2 separate regions of the Homo sapiens genome follow, and region 2 is linked to region 1. A link is a contact called in ENCODE Hi-C or POLR2A ChIA-PET data. All regions are on one chromosome and are shown on one strand. The core of a region is the stretch at or near the end of the contact, and the rest is flanking DNA. Distances in the headings are between cores, read along the strand shown. Region 1 overlaps LOC124902181 (a long non-coding RNA gene). Region 2 has its middle 20 kb from the start of ANXA1.

The links. Hi-C counts contacts between places; a loop is a spot of excess contacts on that map. ChIA-PET counts read pairs that join two places held with the same protein, here RNA polymerase II (POLR2A). Pooled maps may share reads with other maps.
Region 2: a pooled map shows a loop between it and region 1 (2.3-fold over the local background). The contact joins two enhancer-like sites. A Hi-C loop is called at or near these places in 1 of 50 pooled maps. POLR2A ChIA-PET finds 5 or more read pairs at or near these places in 3 of 52 experiments (A549, OCI-LY7 and WTC11).

What each region holds. Positions count from the first base shown.
Region 1 is chr9:72,856,718-72,860,032 of GRCh38, reverse strand. It overlaps LOC124902181 (a long non-coding RNA gene), which reads left to right. Exons shown (of 2, transcript XR_007061578.1): 2 at 1-2,581. Among named protein-coding and RNA genes, the nearest start is that of LINC01474, 16 kb to the left of the region's middle. RefSeq lists an enhancer at 798-1,997. Within about 2 kb of position 1,597, at least 8 of the 41 ENCODE cell types and tissues checked have a DNase peak (open chromatin) inside an H3K27ac peak, as active enhancers do.
Region 2 is chr9:73,130,574-73,133,990 of GRCh38, reverse strand. No RefSeq gene overlaps it. Among named protein-coding and RNA genes, the nearest start is that of ANXA1, 20 kb to the left of the region's middle. RefSeq lists an enhancer at 1,200-1,619. Within about 2 kb of position 1,515, at least 38 of the 41 ENCODE cell types and tissues checked have a DNase peak (open chromatin) inside an H3K27ac peak, as active enhancers do.

The DNA.
Region 1 (3,315 bases), core at 348-2,847:
CACACTCGGGCCCACTTTGGTTAATCCTCCTTAGTTTCCTTGTAAACTATTAAGGCAGTTAAATTTTCAACTGCTTGAATTTACCTATTTCAAAGATTCAGCTTTTCACTTGACTTTGATTGGTCACCAAGAAAATATAAGTATTATAGCCATGTTATTTTCAAAGAGGAAAGCATGCCAGTCACTAGAACAGTGAGTGGTATGTAGCAGGCACTCAGAAAACATGTGTGATATGGGTTGATCTGAGTCCCTGCCCAAATTTCTTGTCGAATTGTAATCCCCAATGTTGGAGGTGGGTCTGGTGGAAGGTGGTTGGATCATGGGGACAGATTTCTGCCTTTGGTGCTGTTCTCATGGTAGAGTTTTCATGAGAACTGATTGTTTAAAAGTGTGTAGCACCTCCCTCTCTCTCTCTGGCATCTGCCCTGGCCATGTAATATGTGCCAGCTTCCCCTTCACCTTTCACTGTTATTGTATGTTTCCTGAGGCCTCCCCGGAAATGGAGCAGATGCCAGAACCATGCCTCTTGTACAGCCTGCAGATCCATGAACCAATTAAACCTCTTTTCTTTATAAATTACCCAGTGTCAGGTATTTCTTTATAGCAATGCAAGAAGGACTAATACAATGTGTTAAACTAATTACTGGATAATGCAATTCACAGAGGAACAGAGAATCCTTTTACTTGGGACTGGCCAGTTTCCTGTAAGTCAAAATTATGCAAATCCAATCAAATTTTCCATAAAGAAAATATTGTGATTGAATTTTAGATTCTTTATCATAACCTTGAAATCCATACAACCTCTGTAAAATTTTAAAAGATTGTGTCTTTTTTTAGCTTCAATGAATTGGAGAGTGAAGCATCTGCTTTAATGGGAAATTTCAAATTTCTTCAGCAATATCGTGAGAATAATCTCAGCAGAAGTCAATAGGAGACTCAGAAGCATAAGAATACCTCCTAGAATTTAAATATAAGAAAAACAAATTGAAGTTAATAGTCTTATTTTCTCATTGTAAAGTTGCCTGCTCATCTTACTGTGTATAAAATTGGGATCCAGTTATTCAAAATCAGTGTGTTTTGTGTGTATTACTCAGCAGAGTATTTACCAGGTTTACAAGTGTAGATCACACATCTAAGTCAAGGCCTGCCTTATCACTTCTGGTCACCAACTAATCCTTAAACTTTTTTTATTCTAAAAATAATTGGGAGTAAAACATCAACAAGTTAGCTGGACAACGTGTTTAAAGCTTTAAAACCTGCCTTGAAAACTGTGATAGATCAGTTTGAATGCCAGGACTGTCGATTCAAAGTGCCAAATGTCTGCTATAATAATTCCTAGCACATAGGGAGTTCTATGAGCCAGACTCTGCATCTCAAGCTCTTCAGAGATTTTAACTCAACCACTTTTCACAAAACCTTGTTTTTTGTGGAAGAAGTGCAATTACCTTCCATATTTTACAGGGGAGGACACTAAGTATCAGGGACATGCATTTTTTCCAGGCCCCATGGCTAACACATGGCAAAGCTAGGTCAACTTGGACGTTGGCCTTCAGAGTCATTGAACCATAACCCCTCCCCTCCTGCCTGGACAGCCCCAGAGCCGGCACTGCTGAGTCACAGTGACAAGACTTACCCTCTGGCCTTGAACAGCTCAAACTCTAATGGAGTAAATAGATAAATAAGCCACTGTGATGATAATAATAATAATAAAAAGTTAAAAATGGCAAGATAAGACCATGAAGCATGTGGTGTAACAATTCAGGGAGATGCCATAGCTTAGCAGATAAGAGCACAGACTCAGGACTGAGATGAGTCTCACTCCAGTGCCAGCTGCAGAGGCTCAGCTGCATCAGTCTCTCTGCTCTTCAGGGGTCTTAGCTGTAAAACAAGAATGCTCTTCGTGGGAACTCAGAGAATGGGCATGTCAGGTATTCAGAGCAGTCCTGTAGCCCAGAAAGCCTAAGTCAGTACTATCATGATCATGGAAGAGTAGATTATTGAAGCTGACTTAGAAGAACTGGAAAGACTTCTTGAAGGGCTTTAGATTTCAGCTGAGCCTTGAAACAAGAGTTGTTATTTTAAAACAGAAACAAAAAGGAAAAACTCCAATAGTCTGGATGCAGCCAACAAAGCACCTTCCAGACAACAGAAGCAGCTGGGAAATGAAACAACAAACAAACAAGGCAAAGCCACATCTCAGAACAGGGCATGTTGTATGGACTCATGTACTTGGAAAGTGAGGTTCAGGGAAATTCCAAGTGAATGGCAGGAAATAAAGCTGGAAACCTAAGGAAGGACTAGGCCCTAAGGCAGAGAGAGATTCTTTAAGTACCTCAGCCCATAGGGACAAATCATCGGTTTTCCTTTTACCTAAACGGAAACATGTTTCTTGTCTTAGAGAATTATGTTTTCTTTTCGGTTTATTTTCTATTTTAAATTTAAAATTTGAATTGTAAGCCTATAGGATCCCAAGAGTTCCAAACTCTATATTTTTCTTACTCCTTTAACTCTGCCTTCAGCATATGTCATGGTAAAATGTAAATTAACCTAAATCTATACAATAAAAATAAAATAAAAATTAGACGGGTAGGCTGTTATGTTTTCAGGGTGTGCGGTGTTTGTTTGCTGTTTGTTTTTACAGCTAATAATTCTGAACAAAACCAAAGCACATAAGCAATCTCAGCAGGAGATAAACTAAGCTGTCATAGAATCATAGTTTCAGTTATTGCATTAATCAGCATTAACTTCATGTAAAACTCGACAAAAAAGAAAAACGTTTGAGCTCCACCTTGTGGTAGCATATCTGAGCCAAGCTCATGTCTCAGGTTCTTTGTGCAGGAAAAGCATGTCTTAGTGAGCCCGCAAAAAAACCCTGCATTATTTAAAGAAGAAGAAGACTAGGAAAGCTTTGAAAAATTGTTCCAGAATGTGCAAATAAGGGCTGCTTATTTATAGGGTTTCTAATATTAGAAATATCACAGTGTACACTGATGGCCCTGGGACAGCATCCTGCCAACAGATGGTGTGTGTGTGTGTGTGTGTGTGTGTGTGTATGTGCGCGCGCGCGTATTAATTTGTGCTAATTACTAACATTTAAATATTATAGTATGTGACATAAAAATCAAGGTTTCCAGCTTCTCTTTAGACACCAGAAGATCTGGGAGCCCTGCGTCTGCAATAATTAGCTAGAACTGAGCATTGGATGCCCCCTAAAGATAGTGAATGTTGTCTACATTTTATTGGCTATAAACCGACAGAGGAGGCAACACAGAAGTGGCAACGTGCATATCTGTCAATACTTCTCCATCTTCACTG
Region 2 (3,417 bases), core at 266-2,765, 270 kb before region 1:
TATTGGGGACAGAATTTTAAATATAGAGGCTACTCTATTCCTTTACTGGTTTGTTTACAGGATTAGGTATACAAAAGAATTCATTCATCCAGTAACTTTACCTGAGTTTGTGTAATGAAACCTTGAATCATCAAGTTTTTTTAAAATTAAACTTAACAAAACTTTCATTGAAAATGAAAATTAAGGCCAGGCGCAGTGGCTCACACCTGTAATCCCAGCATTTAGGGAGGCCAAGGTCACAAGTTTGAGACTAGCCTGGCAACATGGTGAAACCCTGTCTCTACTAAAAGTACAAAAATTAGCTGGGCGTGGTGGCAGGTGCCTGTAATACCAGCTACTCAGAAGGCTGAGGCAGAAGAATCACTTGAACCCAGGAGGTGGAGGTTGCTATGAGTTGAGACCGCACCAATGCACTCCAGAGCCTGGGCGACAGAACAAGGCTCTGTCACAAAAAAAAAAAAAAAAAAAAAAAAAAAACCAAAAAAAACCCAAAAAAAACTAAAAGTAGTAAAAAAAAACAAAAAAAAAACTTTAACAAAAATAAACCTTATAATTCAATTTTACAGAATCAATCATTACAAAGTAAATCTATAGGTTACAGAATAAAACAATGGCATTAGGTGACAATTTGAAGCTAGAATTGATGAAACTGCTGCCAGTGAGTACCCATCTATTTCACCGTGTCATTTTCCTACACTTCTGTACCCTTGAAGTGAAGATAAACTGTTAATTTACACTGTCAGGGTGAGGGATGCCCCCTCTGAAGACATTAGCTGTCAATTTAGGAACAAAAGGAGAGGCAGATTTGGGTTGTTTTATTTATTTATTTATTTATTTATTTATTTTTATGACTCAGCTTCCAAGTTTAACTCTTCCCTTTTGGCATAGTGAATTTGGGGTCCTGAGCTTTTCTTTTCCTTTCACAACAGTAAGGAAAAATTTTTTAAAGATAAAAGTGTGTCCTGAAATCAGACAAGTTTAGGTTTTCTTTTGGAAATGATTCTTTCACCATTTTTCATGTTTTATGATGAAAGTGAAGTTATTTTGGAAAAGAAATACATTATTTTTTGTATTCTTTGAAGTTCTCTGAACGTGTTTCTATATTTTTAAAGGCACCTGATCAAATTTCTCTAAGAGTTTGGCCCATAAGGAAAACAGATTAGTAGAAACCTTATGAAGCTGAAGGAAAACAAGTGAATTATTTATTATTCCACTTTTTCTAATTTCGTTGTATGTTCAGAACCACCACAATGCTTATCGTGTTATTATCAGAAGACTATACGTCATAAAACAGAAATGAAAGGACCGTTCTTATGAAAAACACTGAAGAAAGAGAAGAGGGACGTTAGAAAACATTGCCAAAGATGTGGGAGGGCCAGAAATATTACAAATACTAAAAACGGATGAGGAGAGAAGGTAACAGCATGGGCTTCTGCAGCTGTAGCGTTTAATGCTGGAAACTCCAGGCGCTCCGAAGCCCCACGGCTGAGCCTGTCTCAGCATGTTTCTCTTTTGAGTCTGTGTGCTGGCAAGGCATTTCCTCGGCTGGTTGCTATAGAAATAATTATACTACACAACTTTGAGAAGCAGAAGCAGACGGAAGTTACAGCAGAAACACTGTCATCTTGGTGTTGTTCTAATAGCCTTAGGATTCGAAAATGAGGCAAAATTAAAAACAAAAAGCACCATTATTTAAATTGAAAATTTAGAAATGTGGGTTATTGTTCAAGTATTCAAAGTCAGCACTACAGAACAGTTAAGTGAGTGTTCTTACACCGAAGTCCTCAGAGCCACTTGGCAAATGCTAGAGAAAACAGGAAGTAAGGACCTCTGTCAAGCAGAAGAATGTCTGATTTTAATCAGGAAATTGAGGATAAGTTTATTTTTGAAGGGATGATATCATCCGGTGAATGGCCTCTTTTGTTTGTAGTATATGCTGGAATGTCACCACCTTGGGAAAAAGTATTCAAAAATTCATAGCCTTTTTTTTTTACTAACACCATATTCACTTTGATTCTTTCTTTTAAATTTTATTTCTTGTGAGATTTATCAACTATGTGTGATTGCATATGCATATTTGTATGTGCAGATATAGACATATAGATATGTCTTTCAATTTTCTCTGTTCTCTTCCGTCTATTTTTTGATCTTTCTCGTTCCCGGTACCACAGTATCTTAATTTCTAAAGTTTTGTAATGAATTTTGATGTCTGAAAGGGCAATCCCAACATCCTTTTCTTCATGTCGCCAAGAAGCTAACAATTTTCCATTAGGAAACAGCCAGCCACATTTCCCAGTTTTGGCATGGTAACATACTGAAGACTCCTGTGATAGTAATTGTAGCTTTTTAGTCATTACAAAGTAAAAGATGACAGAGTTAAGAAAGGACTTAAACTGCAAGACCATTCATTAGTTCTACAATGGGTATCAATTTTCATTTGACTCATCTGATGTTGACTACTTAGAATTCCAGCTTTTAAACAAAAGCTAAGTTTAATCTGTCTATCTACCCAAGTTAATCATTCTGTATTAAGTATTCCTGTCTATTTTAGTTTATCTCAAGGATTTCAAATAATTCAACCAATTAACAATCTAGGATAAAGGGATAACTATAATAATATTTGCATTTTGAGAATCAATAATAATTGATTCTCGAAGGTCTACTTCAAGTTTAATAAATGGAATAAATTAAATATATCAAATGGACAATTCCAAAAAACTTTTATTTACATAAAAATTTTAACAACCATTCAAAACTGAATATAGTAAATGTTAAATGAACAAGATAGCTGTTTGGAGAACGTGATTTCTACTAAGAGATAGAGGTCATCGAGAAAGGTTACTGTAAGCCTTAAAACATGAAATAGCACTCACATAGAGAAGGTGCCAAAGGGTATTCCAGAGACGAGAAGCATCATTACCCAAGATAAAGAGACTAGAATATGCATAGTGGACTCCCTGGTTGTAATTCAAATTATAAGTGGATTATTTTTAAAATGTATACAACTGTATGCACAGAAATCTCTGCTGTGTATGCTTGTGGCATTGCAGCTTCCTTCTGTGGGTCTGAGAATTGGTGCAGGTTTTTAAACTGGGTCAAGAAGTAATATTCCGTGGGCATTGATGACATGAGGCTTCCAATTGCTCATCCAGTTTTAATCATCCTTGATTATGTATAGCCAACCACGCTCTTGTTGTCTATCCATCTATTTTTTCTCGATAAACACCTTGGGATATCAGCCATCACCATAGATCTCTAGTGGTTGACTATATTGCACTTGACCCCTGATATTCTGGAATATAATCATTTCCATTGACACTAGGGAGCCCAGTTCTCTAACAGTATTGCCTACTGTCAACTTCGGTCCAGCTATCACTAAGCTTCTCAAATATGCCAATCCCTCCATCAATAGCACAT